Linked DNA regions of Mus musculus: region 2 is linked to region 1. Evidence: chromatin loops called from intact Hi-C (ENCODE). Cell type or tissue: heart. All regions are shown on one strand.

Region 1 (8,000 bases):
GTTTGCCCAACAAACTGTGCTTTGAGCATTGTACTGGGGACCAAGAGGAGTAATGACCTATGGCCAAACTCACATGCAGGAAGGAGGGGCAGATGGTCCTCATGGGGAAATGTTCCTACAGCAAAACTTTAGGAGGTATTATTCCAGAGACCAACGCATCTCTGTGCAGTGGTCTGGTGGGTTATGACTGCTGCCAGGTTATTGGGTACAGAGGAGCTCCCAGGGAGAAAGTGGCAGGCAGTGGAGCCATCTGCCAAGTGTGCTTCTAACCCACACTTGTTTAGAGTTCTCCAAGTACCTGGCATGGAAGAAATTCACAGGCATTCTTAAAGACACTTTGTTATCTCACAGACTGTGGGCCTACTATGTGCTGGGCATTATTACCACAGAGGAGAAAACCATAGGCCCTGCCTCGCACCCACTCCTCTGCCGACTTTCCAGGGTGAGGCCCCACGACAAGCCACCTCAGCTGCCATGAGCTCCTGAGGCTCCCCTGCTTGTTTGAGGCCATTTCCAGCTCTGATCATTGTGGCTGCCTGATAGTATATTTTAATTCTTTTCTATGATAAACTTTGTTACTTTATTGGACCTAAATGTCTTGGACTCTAATGCCCACTTCGCTAAGTCATGCACAGATCATAAAGGAAGTTCCTGACAGTTGTTAACTAGGGCAGGCCTCTGCTTAATTCCCACTTTAAGAACTGTTACGACACGGCAAATGTGCCTTCTGCACACTGAAACAGAGGAGCAAAGCAAGTAGCATTCTATGATGCATGCCCGGGGAAGAGTTTATAAATAGCCACCAAGTAGCAACAGCACAAGTCAACTGAACATGTCCCTGGGCCTTCCGGCTACCAGCCTGTGTCAGGGGCTGGGCAGACTTTCCCCTTTAGTGGAGTAAATATTTTGGGCTTTGTGCCACCGAGACTCTGTAGAGAGAGGTGGAGCTCGCTCTGATTCCTGGGTTGGACTGTGTTATTCTGTCTCTCTGCTGTTATATCACCCTACAGAACAGATGCTGTTCTTATTAGATGTGCAAACTGTGAAGGAAGTAATGCAATTTGTCCAACCAACACAAAGCCCGTGAGCTGGGCTCCTGGCCCAGGCTCAACAACTTGAACTTGGTGGTAATGATGATGCCACTGCCTTCCAAGGCTTTTGTCTTTTTTCCCCCTTGCTTTCAAATGTTACACACTGGAGTAAAAACCACCATTCTGTCTGTATTTCTAAGGAAGAGGATGCAAGGAGCACTGACCCCTAAAGATAAGCACTGTTAGCTTGAACATGCAGCTGGTACCACACTGACTCCTTAGGATGTTCTGAACACAGTGTGACTTTGGACAAGTTGCTTAACCTCTCTGAGCCTCACTTCTCTCAAAGGAGGGGCCTGGATGACAGGACACAGCTGCTCAGCCCTCCCAGGCCTGATCAGAGAACTGTGTGCAACAGTTACACAATCGAGGCTGGCTCTGTTCTCATGCCTGAATGGGGCGGGTGACATTATCCTTGCCAATCCATCAGGGTGAGCCTTAAAGGTATCAGGGACAGGAGGGCCTGGGTCAGAAGACCTAAGTGGGTTCAAACTCTATCCAGGGCTGCTGCAGGCATCTCTGCTCTCTGAGGAAAGGTCCAGGCCATCTGGGAGCCAGCTTGCAGAAACTGAGGTCTCAGGAGATGAGTTGATATGGCCCTGTGCCAGGTCTGCATTGACAACTCCCAGCTGTCTGACCCTGGGCATGTCCCTTCTCTGAGCTTAGTGACCACCCCCTTCCAGGACTGTTGAGGTCAGGAGGTGGCACCTGTAAAGCACCTGGCACTGAAGAAACTCACCAGCATTCTTATAGACACTTTGCTATCTCACAGACTGTGGGCCTACTATGTGCTGGGCATTATTACCGCAGAGGAGAAAAACACAGGCCCTGCCCAGCATCCAGCAAATCTGCAGACTAGTGGCATAAGTCAGGGTTAAGTGGCTTCCTCACCATCAGTCTTCCAGAGCCTGGGAAGGAAAGGGAAAGCCAGCAAGACTCTTCATTTGCTTAGCTCCTTTGCTGGATCTGCAGGGGAGAAGAGTCTCCGGAAACTCAGAAGGCAGGGCCAGGCAGGGCAGTGTGAGCAAAGACGTGGGGGTGGGAGAGACCTAGAACATTCACGGAACACAGGCTCACGGGGTTTTCTTGGAATCCAAGAGCAAAATCAAAGCAAGTGGAAATCAGCCAGAAGGCTAAGAAGACTGGGGACCCACACTGGTGTGCTGCTGGATTTGGGGGTGGGGGTGGATGGGAGTCACAGAAGGTTGCTGAACAAGAAGCATCTTGTAGCTTGGATTTAGAATGTACCCCCAAAGGCTTATGTATGGAAGCCCTGGTCCCCTATAGCAGTGCACAGAGAGGAACTTTGGGAAAGTGACATTTATCTCATTAATGGATATGAGAGCGGCTCAAGAGTTTGAAGGACTACAAGGCAGAGGTAGAAACTGTAGGAGGGGGCCCACTGAAGGGAACAGGTCCTTGTGACTCCTTTGTCTTCCTCTTTGCTCTCCTTTGAACTCCCTACCACAATCTTCCTCACCACAGGCCCATTGTGATGCTCAGTAACCTTGGGCTGGCACCTCCACCCCCACCCCTTTTTATTTGTTTATTTGAGACAGGGTTTCTCTGTGTAGCCCCGGCTGTCCTGAACTCGCTCTGTAGACCAGGCTGGACTTGAACTCAGAGGTCTGCCTGCCTCTGCCTCTCAAGTGTTGGCATTAAAAGCATGAGCCAACACCAGCCGGCCTCCATTTCCCCTCCTAAGCTGTTTATCTCAATGGCATTAAGCTGACTGACCCTGGAGAGACAGGGAAAGGTCTCTGAACGAGGGAAGATGGTAGAGGGATATCACTCCTCCTCTGGCAGCAGCTCTTCTGCAGGGATCCCACCAGGACTTTCTCCTGCCATTCTATTTCATTCTAGATGGGCATTATACTCCGTTTATAGATATAGAAGCCGAGGCTCAGAAATAAGTCCTTTACCCAAGGTTACGGAGTAGACAGTGAGAAGGATGCACTTTCAGCCATTATTGGGAAGCCCCTCCCCTAGCCCCACCCCAACACCAAGACAAATCCAAATGAGAGGAACTGACAGGTTCATAGGCTGGTGCCAAGCCTGCACACCGACTGTCCCCACAGGTCCCGTATAGAAGCTGCTGCTTCTCGCCCAGTCACAGGGAGCTGTGGCATGGTAAAGTGAATGAGGAGAGGCCACACAGTTAAAGGGGAGAGGCAGGCTAAGTCTTTTGGCTGATTCTTATCACCCCCTGTGGCCTCTAACGTTGCTTGTTGCTTCTAAACACACCTGGAATGGGGAGGCTCTCAGGTCAGGGAGGCCTCTCCTAGAGTTGAAATCTACTGCCTCACACTGTCCCCGGCCCTCAGCAGCTAAGCCTCCAATGCAGCAGCAGCCTCTCTGGTTCTGCCCCAGAAACCAAGGCATCCTCACTACCTGGATTGTGACCTGCGGCGGCTATACCTTTGCTAACACTCTCTGAACGAGTGGATCTTAGTGTAAGTCTCTCTGGCACCTGGAGAGAGCTTTCTCTCAACTGGGGCTCCAAGCAATCAATGCCTATAGGTGTCTCTCAAGTCGCACCTGGCGTGATTCCCTAAGGTTCTGAAACACACAGCACATGGCCCATGTGATCCAAGCATCATTGTGTTGGGAAGGGAAAAACTGAGAGTGGGTGACTCACGGGAGGGGAAAGGTCTGGGTGTTCTGCCCCTTCTGCTTCACAAGGGAATGCCACCGAGTCACGCATGGTACCAGCTGTACTGAAACTACCTTGCAGGCTCATCCGGGAAGAGGATGGCTGGCTCCCCAACAGTCAACTGGCAGCAGTTCCAGCTCTTTAGGCTCCTTCTAGGAAGGGAAGAGGGCAGAACTCCACAGCGACCAGCAGACCTCTGACTTCAGTGCCCAACCATGCCACTGTACTCATATAAAAAGGTCTTTTTGAAAAGTTTGGGTAGAGAAGGGTATAATGAATGGCCTTGCAAAAACAAAAATAAAAGGAAAATTTGAAGTTGGTATGCAGTTTGAAAAGGCAGCAGCTGTAACATTTTATGATTCAATGCAAAAAATATGTTGAGGTCCTCAGCTGAATAAGTAGAATAAACAAATAATTTTTTTCTTTCTGTCGCTCTTCTGAGATGTAGGGAGGGTGGTGTTATCTGAAGATTTCTTTGCTGTTCTTTTAGGATCAATGCTCAAAGGAATGTAAAAACGCCCTTTAAAAATAACGTATTCTGAATTTACAGAAGAATCTAGGCAGAGCGCAAGAGCTAAGAGAGGCCAAAGCGGACGTTGCTGGGCAAAGACACATGGTAGTAAGACACCTCCCCTTGCAAAGAGGAAGAAACCGCAGAATGTTCCTGACTCGGCACCCCTTCAGAGTGGTGCAATGTTTATGTTTGTGTATCCAACTCCGTGGTGTTGCGGCGGACTCACTGCCTACCCTGTAGTCATGGAGTTTTGTGGAAGGACACACACACACACACCATTTCGGTCTTCCCAGGTGTGATGAGTACAGTTTGTCCCACAGAGTGGCGGATTCAAGGCTCTTGGCCCTGAGTCCTTGGTGTGCTCAGCTTCTGTTCAGTGGAGATGAAAGGCACGAGGGCAGATGCCTTTAATCCTTAGTAAGTCAGGGACAGGAGGATCTCTATGAGTTCAAGACTAGCCAGAGCTACACAGCAAGATCCTCTCTGAAACAAACAAAACAAAACAAAAGAAAGTTGTGTTGGGGGACAGAGGAGCAGCGGCTAGCAGCATCCTCTTGATGCCACGCGACGACAATGTTCTGGGCCGTCCCTAGGCGGCGCTGTGGAGCTCTACCCAAGTCTCCCCCACCCCACCCCCCCAACCCCAATGTTAAACCTGGGCTCCAAAGATCTTGCAACCCTCCTCCCTTTGCTCCAAGTAAGTCCTCTAGGGACCACCGCGGTAAAGATAACACTCCGGGGTGGGGGGTGGGAACTAACTGGAAGCATTCCCTTGTTCAGCGTAAAACTTTTAAAGTGACATTCAAGAAGGACGTCTCAACTCTCGCCATTTGTCCTCGGTATAGCCAGAGGGCTATAGACCGAATTAGTCATCTCTCACTACCCACTCCCCTTTCCCGCTCAGCTCGCCACGCCCACCACTCCAGCAGCCAGAGCCGGGCCAGCTGAGAACGTGATACCAGGAGTGGCCCCGCTCGTTCGGCGGAGACCCGCGGAGGGGAGCAGGGCAGGTGTCCTCAGGCCGCGCGTCCTGGCCACCCGGGCTGGCAGCGCGCCGTCCTGCCTGCGAGCCCAGAGGACAGGAGGGTGGGGGCCGGGCTGCGAGCCAGCGCTCAGAGCCGAGAGGCTCCTAGGCCGATGACGTCTTTGCTTTTGGCTTTGGCGGCGCCAAGCTCGGTAGGGCGGGTGACGTCACCGCCCGGTCACGTGTCTGCCATTCAAACAAACAAACCGTTCTCCCCCACCCCCACCCCACCCCCCGCTTCTGTGCCGCGCCCGGGACCGCCCCCGAGAGGCTACATAAAACCGCGCTCCGTCGGACGAGCGCGCAGTGAAGGACTGGCGGGAGGAAAGCGCGGTGAAGCCAGATTAGGAGCAGCGAGCACTTGGGGACTTAGGGCCACAGGACACCGCACAAGATCGACCGACTTTTTCTGGAGAACCGCAGAACGGGCACGCTGGGGTCGCTGGGGCTGGCCATGGTGATGGAGGTGGGCATCCTGGACGCCGGGGGGCTGCGCGCGCTGCTGCGAGAGGGCGCCGCGCAGTGCCTGTTGTTGGATTGTCGCTCCTTCTTCGCTTTCAACGCCGGCCACATCGCGGGCTCAGTGAACGTGCGCTTCAGCACCATCGTGCGGCGCCGCGCCAAGGGCGCCATGGGCCTGGAGCATATCGTGCCCAACGCTGAACTGCGTGGCCGCCTGCTGGCCGGAGCCTACCACGCCGTGGTGCTGCTGGACGAGCGCAGCGCCTCCCTGGACGGCGCCAAGCGCGACGGCACCCTGGCCCTGGCCGCGGGCGCGCTCTGCCGAGAGGCGCGCTCCACTCAAGTCTTCTTTCTCCAAGGTACGCTCTAGCTCTGGCAGGACTTATGCCATCAGCTAGGGAAGGGGCGTCCCACCTGGAGTATGGGGGCGCCGGCGTCCAGTCTCCAGGGGCTTGTCAGTGGCTTTGTTTCACTCCCATAACAAAGACTTCCTTAAGCCTTCCTTGTAAACTCGCAGCCCCTGGTGGGTGAGTGGCTTGTCTCCAGGTACTGTGTCGGTGGTGCTAATGAGAAAATATGTACCTTTGTATTCTCAGGAGGATATGAAGCGTTTTCGGCTTCCTGCCCTGAGCTGTGCAGCAAACAGTCCACCCCCACGGGGCTCAGCCTCCCCCTGAGTACTAGTGTGCCTGACAGTGCAGAATCCGGATGCAGCTCCTGTAGTACCCCTCTCTACGATCAGGTTAGTAGGAGTCCGGGTCCATGCAGGGCAGGGAGGTGGCAGAGCTGGCAGAGGTCTAGGAGGATTGTGCCAGGAGGATATAGAAAGCGGCTGCAGCTTTATTTATACTAGCGGGGACACGAGGATCTTTAGTCCATCATGAAGCAATTGGATGGAGCTGAGTCTCCCAGTTGCTGGCACGGAAGAGCTTGTTGGCTCTGTCCAGGCCAATGGGCTTGATTCTTTACGAATATTTTAATATGTCAACAGCAGTGCTGAGGTCACCAGTTTCAGAAACTCCCGTTTTCAGCGGGGAGTTTTTGTGGGCATGGGTACTGGTGCTCACGCTGGACGAGCTTGACGAATGCTGGACTGTTTTTTTGACTTCAGGGGGGCCCAGTGGAGATCCTGTCCTTCCTGTACCTGGGCAGTGCCTATCACGCTTCTCGGAAGGATATGCTTGACGCCTTGGGCATCACCGCCTTGATCAACGTCTCAGCCAATTGTCCTAACCACTTTGAGGGTCACTACCAGTACAAGAGCATCCCTGTGGAGGACAACCACAAGGCAGACATCAGCTCCTGGTTCAACGAGGCTATTGACTTCATAGGTAAATGGAATAACTATCTGGAACCTCTGCTTCTGTCCCTACTGTAGCCACTGAGCCCAGTCTTTTGGGTGGCAGCTTAAATGATCCTCACCCAAGCCTTCCTCCTCACTGAGACTCAGTTGAACTGACTGTCTTGTCCAGGATTATAAGTGTAGATACCCAGTCCGGGTTTAAATCCCCTGCTATCCTTTGCATAGTATACACATAGGGTCTGCATGACTGCAAGAGGCAGACCCTGGCCATTTCTGGACAGGACACAAGACATTTCTTAGCCATCCTTGATCTGGGCTCAGCTGTTCTGAGTTTTTGAGTAACCCATAACTTTATTTTCCAGACTCCATCAAGGATGCTGGAGGGAGAGTGTTTGTTCATTGCCAGGCCGGCATCTCCCGGTCAGCCACCATCTGCCTTGCTTACCTCATGAGGACTAACCGGGTAAAGCTGGACGAGGCCTTTGAGTTTGTGAAGCAGAGGCGGAGTATCATCTCCCCGAACTTCAGCTTCATGGGCCAGCTGCTGCAGTTTGAGTCCCAAGTGCTAGCCCCTCACTGCTCTGCTGAAGCTGGGAGCCCTGCCATGGCTGTCCTTGACCGGGGCACCTCTACTACCACAGTCTTCAACTTCCCTGTTTCCATCCCCGTCCACCCCACGAACAGTGCCCTGAACTACCTTAAAAGCCCCATCACCACCTCTCCAAGCTGCTGAAGGGCAAGGGGAGGTGTGGAGTTTCACTTGCCACCGGGTCGCCACTCCTCCTGTGGGAGGAGCAATGCAATAACTCTGGGAGAGGCTCATGGGAGCTGGTCCTTATTTATTTAACACCCCCCTCACCCCCCAACTCCTCCTGAGTTCCACTGAGTTCCTAAGCAGTCACAACAATGACTTGACCGCAAGACATTTGCTGAACTCGGCACATTCGGGACCA
Region 2 (8,000 bases), 75 kb before region 1:
ACATTGGAAAATAACCCCCATACTTCTTAGAAGAACACAGATCTAACTTTTGGCTTTTTAAGAAATGCTATGAAATTGTGGAGGAGAAGGAAGTAGCTTCAGGCTGGACCTCTAAGAACTACCAGCATCGAGTTCCTGGAAGAGGCAGGCCATGCCACATGAGCACCGGCGTCCCCAGCCTGATATCGAAGTCTGTTGTGCCAATGGCGGATCTGGCCAGTGGTCATGTGGACACCCAGAAAAGACAGCAAATACTTCCCATTTCTCTTTCAGGTGTCTCAGTAATCTTAAAAGAAAATCTCACCTGGCATCAGCAGACCTTTGAACATCTGATCATCTCACTTTGGTGGAGAGTCGCTGGGAGGGGGAGCAGCGTCTCATGCAAGCTACCTTGCCCAGCAGTCCACTTCTGTATTGGAGATGTGTATCATGTACATGTGGTGTGTACAGGTGCTTGCAGAGGTCAGAGGAAGACCCTGGGTATCTTGTTCTGTTACTCTTCATCTTACTCCCCTGAGACAGGGTCTCTCACTAAACCTGGAGTCAAGCTAGTGGCCAGCGAGCTTCAGTGATCCTCCAGTCTCTGAGCCCTAGCAACCCAGTTCTGAAGTTACCTGTGAGTGCCAAGTATTTGAACTCAGACCCTCACACCATGTAGCAAATGCTCTTACCCACAAGGCCATTTCCCTAGTTCCCGAAGATGCAACTTTAAAATATAAGCCCGTATTCCTTGTAAAATAACAAAAAATAATTCGAAAACAATCTAATATAACAGTGCTTGGGGTAGAATCCAAGACTTCACACACACCAGGCAAGCACTCTACCTCGGAGCTACCTCCAACCCACAACCTCAATAATCCCCGCTCAAGCCTTCTCCCCGCTCAAGCCTTCTCCCTGCTCACTTAAGGATGCCGGGGATTCACTGGTGAGGACTGTTTTCCACTTGTGGGGATGACATCAATGTTTGCCTTTGAAAATCCATCCATTTGAGCTTCTAAAAAAACGAAGACTACTCAAGTAAAATATGCTGTGTGCATAGGGTGGTGGATGTGTGACAGACGCAGCAAACACTGTGAGGGTGCCAAGAGTGGCTGCTGTGTGGGCCACACTGGAAAGGATCATAGGACAAGCCCCGTTTCCTAGCTGGGAGCCAGTGACACCAGCAAGGGGCATACTCCCCCTCTCGGGAGGGGCGGCCCAGACCCCCATTAGGAAACGCTATTCCTGGCAAGAGTGAATACATTCCAAAGAGACACATGTGTCCCTCTCTTCGGCTATCGGAATATTGAGTCCATATAGCTCAAGGAATTGGAATCTCCCCCAGGAACCTCATGCTGGAGAAGGCTGCATGGAGCCTGGTACCAGCCAGAAAGACATTCCAGAGTCCCAACTTGTCCACCTAGCAGGAGAGCCTGCAGCCCAGAGGAAGAAGAGCGGGGCACACTTTGATGGGGACTCTGGCCTTCTGTTTAAACCTAAATCTCCCATCAGGAGCCCTCAACAGAGGCTGCTGGGTCTCCTTATTGGTTCCTTTTTCCAATGTGGCCACACTGACCTCCACGGAGACCAATGAGAATGGTGGTCAAGCTTGGTTGTCAGTTGCTGCCGGGGGCCAGGCTCTGACTCTAGCTCAGATAACAAGGCCAGCTAACCTGCTGGGGAGAATTGTCACAGAGATAATTTTACACTTGGAAAGCGTCTACCTTCCCAACGCCATCCTCCACTAAGCCTTTCTCCAAACATGTACGGTTGTCCCAGATATCCTGGAGGACTAGCTTCAGGACTTCCTTCCTCAGAAACTCCAGGGACACGCAAATGTGTTGTATAGAATGTATATGGTAGGTAGAGAACTCATACATCCTTCCATATACTTGAAATGACTTCTCAGTGACTTACCCAAGAACACACTGTTGGTGAGTATACCAAACAGCATTGTTCAGGAACAAGAACCATACAGGGAAATCTATACACAGTAAAGACAGACATGATTTTCTGAGTATTTCCCATGGTTATCTGAATCTGTGAATGTACAGCCTGTAGGTTCAGAGGGCCCATTGCGAACAAGCTCTACCACGGAGACAGACTGCCAGCCCTCTTTTTTCTTTTTCTTTTTCTTTTCCTTTTCTCCTCCTCTTCCTCCTCTTCTTCCTCCTCTTCCTCCTCCTCTTCCTCTCCCCCTCCTCCTCCTCCTCCTCCCCCTCCCCCTCCTCCAGAGATAGTCTCTCCCTAAGTGCACCAGACAGGTCTTGAACTTGTGATCATCTTGCCTCAGCTCCAAAATAGCTGGGATGACAAGCCACTAGGCCCCTCACATTTTCTCCTCTTGCTCTTCTCTTTTCTTCTTTTTATGGATGGAAAGAAATTCAGCATAAACTTTGCACTTTAGACTTTTTGTTTTGTTTTGGTTTGGTTTGGTTTTGGTTTTTCGAGACAGGGTTTCTCTGTGTAGCCCTGGCTGTCCTGGAACTCATGTTGTAGATGAGGCTGGCCTCAAATTCAGAAATCCGCCTGCCTCTGCCTCCTGAGTGCTGGGATTAAAGGCGTGCACCACCACGCCTGGCTGACTATTTCTATCTCCAGAGGATAAACATGACTGCAGGTTCCCACCAGCTTCCTGGATGAGATGCTAACATCTCATGTAACTGAAATTCTCAAAACTAAGAAACTTGACATGATCCCATCAACTAGGCCACCAACTTTCTCAGGGTTTGGCTCTCTTGTCTTTCTGCTGGGCTCAGGTACCACACTGCATTCAGTTGTTGGAGCCCCCCCCCCCCAGGTCTGTGACTGGTCCTCAACTTTCTGCAGTAGGAAAGACAAGGAAATCATAGAGATGTGAGAAATGAAAAAGGGCCCCTGACTCTGAAGTCTCCATGGAGCCTCTAAGTGGCTGAGAAGCCAGACTAGACAGATGGTTGACAGTAGATAGATAGATAGATAGATAGATAGATAGATAGATAGATAGGTAGATAGATGGATGGATGGATGGATGGATGGATGGATGGATGTATGGATGATAGACCTACAATAAGTAAAAGATGACTGTAAATGAGATAGATACTTTATAATTTACCCATATAGAGATATTGTTAAAATGGTAATGAACTGGACATCATCTGTGACTCTCCTAAGCAGGACTATTAACATTGCTGACAGTGGGGATCTCCAACTGCCTGTGACCCACCGTCTCAAGTGCGACCCTGTCAGGTGCCCTTCAGGACTACCCAGAGATCTCACTCGGGTTCTTAGCAGATAACAAACCCTTTGAAGATATTATCTTTTAAATCCACCATAATCCTGTACCTGTCCATTGTAAAGACAAAGGCGTGTGGCCCTCAGAGAAGCCCACACCCAGGCTCTCTGGTGTCTTACTCTCTTCCCAAACACCTCATTTCCCCTTAGTACTTGGGCCAAAAACTAACATTAAAACCCCCCTCGTGGGCTGGTGAGATGGCTCAGTGGGTAAGAGCACCCGACTGCTCTTCCGAAGGTCCAGAGTTCAAATCCCAGCAACCACATGGTGGCTCACAACCATCCGCAACAAGATCTGACTCCCTCTTCTGGAGTGTCTGAAGACAGCTACAGTGTACTTACATATATTAATAATAAAATAAATCTTTAAAAAAAAAAAAAAAAAAAAAAAAAAAAAACCCCTCGTGAACTCCAATTCTCTTCATGTTGAATCATCATGAAATTCTTCTCCGCAGTGAAGCCAGGAATCAAGGGATTTCCTGAGTGGAGGAGGCCTCTGAAGGGCACCCTTCAGACTGCTGCAGTCTGTCCCCTCCCCTGGTTTCACTGGTAGTTTTTAGAAGGTCCCAGCCTGGGTTTGTCAGATGCTGCCAGGTGTCACCTCTTGTGGCTCTAACAGATTGGGTAAGTTCTGCCCCGAGGTTTACCTGGCCTGTGGTTCTAAGCATGGGGCATTTGAAGAACATAGCATCGGCGCTCAGGTGCGGCTCTGTGCTGCCTCGGCTAGAAAGAAGGGGGGCTCTTAAAGTAACCCCCATTCTGCCCTCTGGAGATGCAGCTCAGCCGTAGAGCACACATGCAAAGGCTCTGGGTTCCATCCCCAGCACGGCACGAACAAGCAGACACCTTGAAACGCCATCAAATGACGCCTTAGAAGCAACATGGAGGCATCAGCTGAATCTAGAATATGGAGCAAATGAAAACAGCTCAACCCCCAAGCCCAGCAGCTGTCGGCCCGTACCCATGCTACACTGTACAACCCCACTGTTTGTAAGCCCAGTCCCTGGGGCTTTTCTTGGCATACAGCAGAAGCCCAGTGCATTCCTCAAATGATCCAAGAAACGAAGTGATAGATTCAGGGGACACGCCAAGCAGCAAGTCTGTTCCCTGTACCCGTGGGCTCCAGCGCCAGTCTACTCTAGCAAACTCTCCTGCCCGCTGGAGGAAAACAGAAAGGGAGGGTGAGTCTAATTTTGCCCTGGAATGTGGCCTTTTTCAGTCAGCTGGAGAGGGTGATAAGGAAGTGGCCATGGGAACCGTGGGAATGGGGAAGGCAGACCCCATTCACGCAGAGCAGGAGGCGCTAGCCCTGGTGGAATGTGCAGGGTGTGGGGCGCCAGGAAGCAGAATTCCTGAATGACTGGCTAGGGCTGGGCCTCAGGACCGCAGTCCCCTAGGGAACCCGTGCGGCCAAAGGCAGTGTCTCATCAAAACAGGAAGATCACAGAGGAAAAATGCACATGTAAGCGGACTGGTATTTACAGGGATCGGCCCCGCTGTGACCCTAGCAGGGGTATAGAGGGGATGCAGGGCAGAGAGAAGAACTTAGGGTCGGCCATGCTAATTCTCTGGTGTGGTGCAGAGTCTTCTATGTAGGCCACACACTGCCTCCCAGCCCTGCAGCCTAAGAAGCTATAAGGAAAGGTATGGAGAAGAGGACCACAAACAGACTTCCTGGGTATGTCCCACAGGCTACTGACAAATGCCCTGTCAGGGCTTTCTCACCACATGCCTAGCCTGCAACAGCTTCGACCCTTGGACAGTAGGGATTGCTGCTCCCATATTCGCAGGGTGTTAAAAAGGCTAAGATAACAAACTTTGACCAGTGTGCACACTGGCTGGCCAGGGTGGACAGCTGTTCCTGCGTCTGGGCTGGGTTGACACTGTCACATACCACGACCCTGGAATACTTAGCTGAGATGCCTCCAGCCCACTCTGTGCTCAAGATCCTGGGATACTGTCCTTGAACCTGCGACTCTTCTGTGAACCAGGATCCTCTTCTGCCTAAGAGGATGCTACAAGAGGCTTCTGGCCCCGGAGATGGCACACGCAGTAGTTCATGTGTGCCACACAGCTTTGCCCTCACACAATGTGTGGATTATCAGCCCAATGTTACAGATGAGAAGGCAGTGCCACAGTGATGACAGACCGACACAACTTCCCACGGCCAGCAAGGGGTGGAGCCCAGGCTGGGACCATTCCCTACTACACACAAGTCTGGCCAAGTCTTCAAGACTCATTGGGGCTGGGGGAGGAGAGGAGTCTCCGGTCCAGAGTCTCTACAGGGAAGTGACAGGAAGAGAGGAGAGGCATCTTCCTGAAAGCACTGGACAGGAAATGATGCTTCTACTATGGAAGTGGCAACAACCTGGATGTGAATGAGGACTGACCCCAGCCATGCCCATCGCTAAGTCCTTCTCCAGCATCAAGCAGGCCACTTCATCTCTGCAACAGTGCCGTGAACCAGGCACTGGCCTCCATCCCCTTTCACAATGAGCAAACTGAAGCCCCACAGGCTCCCTTGCTCACCAGTGCAAGAGTCAACACAGAGAGTGTGAATGGGCATGGACATATGTCAACATGGCCCTAAAGTCTACTGGCCCACGGGGGACTCCAATACTTTTAAGTTCCCCAGCTAGGGTGTCCCCATGTAGGCTCTCTGGCCCTTGGTGACACTCACCTAGAGCTGTCTGCACACCCAGTACTCTCCTAACATTCTCTATGTGCAGTGCTTCATTCACTCTTGCCACACCCCTGAGGGAGGCAGAACGCTGCTTCCGTTGGTAAGTGGAGGTAGTGAGGAGTGAGGCCAAGGAGGCAAGCTAGAACTCAGTCTTAGTTCTCTGCCCCGCCTCCATGAACGAGGCAAGGTGACGGACAGTCGGCCTAGAAGGGAGAGCACACCCTCTGCCATCTTTGAAACTGGGCCTACCCATGCCACCAGGCCTTCAGCTACTTTCTTCTGCGCCTACGTGTTTCTCCACGCAGCTGCTCCTACCTTCCTCAGAATGACATCTGTTCTAGAACCTTCTGTGGCTCCCACCAAGTGACCAGCATGTGAAGGTCCACCTCAGCTGTCTATTCCATCTCTCACTGCCCTCCCACCTCACAGTACTCACTGGGGACAGACATTACAATGTCACAATGCCATCTCTTCCCTCCAACTCACATTTGTCTACATGCCCGCGTCTAAGAAGCCCCTGCCACACTGACCCCCTCACACATCTACCACTTGCTTCTCTTCCAGTCAAACGTGTGACTCCTCCCCACCTCCCCCGGTGGGCTCTGCCTCTTTTAAGTCGGGTTCCCGTCTACCTGCCTGGGCCCTGCTGAATGTTCAGCATGTCCCCGCTTCTCCAGCCTTACTGCAGCCTTGCCACTCTCTCAAGCCCAGCCCTTCATAGTTGTGACACGCTGTCTGCCCTGGAACAGGGGTATCACTAGGTCAGGTCTTCTGTGGCTAGAGCGCTTTGGTGAGCTCCTGCCAAGATGCCTTGTACTGCGTCACCCGCCCATTGTCTTTTCATTAACTGGCTGGATGTGACTTACAATTTAATAAGGGACATGTGATGAATTGAAGGTCAAGGTTTTCAAAACATCTTTCAATGTGGAAAATGTGAATCAAAGAGAGATCTTGGCAGTCAGACCAGCTGCTAGCAGAGCCAGCTGCTGCCAGTCTGATGGGTTGCTGTTAGAGCTGAGCCTGTGCAGACATCCACCCTGAGAATCCCTGGCCTGCAGACCTCTGGTCCTGGCTATATGAAGCCCGGAGGGCATGCTCCTTCCCAGGCCTCAGGGAACTGCTTACCCACCACGAAGACCCACTCATAACGGCCTTTTCCTCCAGAGCAGCCTGCAACTTTCTGTTCCAGCACCAAACCAGCCCTGCTTATCATTAAGTCCTCAGAATAAAGACCATGGAAGAACCTTCTAGAATCCTGAACAAAGTTAAAGCTCTGGGCATTCTTGCTAGAAAACTTTTGGTCATGGACTCCTGTGGAAAGCAAGCCTCAGCAGGGTGGGCACCATGTCCACAAAGGTCGGGTGGACACCCATCCTCTGCCTGATCAGTGGCATGCAGCTGTCAATGCGTGAGTGATAAACAGACCAGTGACGTTTGGGACGTTTGGCTGAGATTTGAGTTGGCTTAGTAGATTTGATTTGCATTGAAGTTTTCGCCCAGCCAAGCATGTGCACAAGCCTGGGGAACGGGATGGAGAGCATGAATGAAGAGGCAAGGTGATGTCCTCCTGTCCTTCCCTTACTGTCTTCTGTTCCTACTCATGCTGTAGGAATCTAGGAAATGGCACTTTAGGGGAGGTGGGGGCTGATGCAGTGACCTGTAACACTCACGCTGTGCCTGCCCCACTAAGGGCAGTCAGCCCCATAGTGGCCTTGTCCAACACCAATACCCCAGGCAGCTCTTTAAAGGCTTCATTTTAGGAGCCCCAGTGGTCGAGTACCTACGGGTCAAGTGACCTCTCAGAAGTTAACTTTTCTTTGGCGGGAAGGGAGACTGAGCAAGTCTGACTCCAGCAGCACATGTGCAGATCCCACCTAGAACAGTCATTTAAAGGAGGTGGGAAACCATTATGAAGTTACACTCCTGGGCTTTGGTTTCTGTTTCTTAAATTGCTTTTCAGGTAAGTCCCATGTGGTCCCTTAGCAACAATCAATGGCTGAATACTTCCAACACACCAGGCACACAAGAGCCTGGCCTGGACTTTTCGGTGTCCCTGAGAGGCAGG

The links. A loop is a pair of places that touch in the nucleus more often than their neighbours do. Peaks named below come from ENCODE experiments on the same cell type or tissue, not always from the same donor. Only the 100,000 strongest peaks of a DNase experiment are listed, where the experiment ranks them.
Region 2: a loop joins it to region 1, with 5 times the contacts of the local background. A loop is called at or near these places in 12 of 42 quality-filtered maps.

The regions. Positions count from the first base shown.
Region 1 is chr17:26,506,060-26,514,059 of GRCm38, reverse strand. Dusp1 (dual specificity phosphatase 1) reads left to right here and starts at 5,588. Exons shown (of 4, transcript NM_013642.3): 1 at 5,588-6,103; 2 at 6,341-6,486; 3 at 6,856-7,075; 4 at 7,410-8,000. The coding sequence starts at 5,737. The coding sequence ends at 7,780. In heart, CTCF peaks have their summits at 4,812, 5,968 and 7,809; DNase peaks (open chromatin) are centred at 1,449, 5,399, 6,549, 7,819 and 8 weaker places; H3K4me3 peaks cover 3,640 bases; H3K27ac peaks cover 7,509 bases.
Region 2 is chr17:26,581,287-26,589,286 of GRCm38, reverse strand. The region is part of intron 1 of Ergic1 (endoplasmic reticulum-golgi intermediate compartment (ERGIC) 1); the gene reads right to left. Among named protein-coding and RNA genes, the nearest start is that of 1700049J03Rik, 19 kb to the right of the region's middle. In heart, a CTCF peak has its summit at 4,573; DNase peaks (open chromatin) are centred at 4,576, 5,486, 6,066 and 6,736; H3K4me3 peaks cover 1,908 bases; H3K27ac peaks cover 4,911 bases.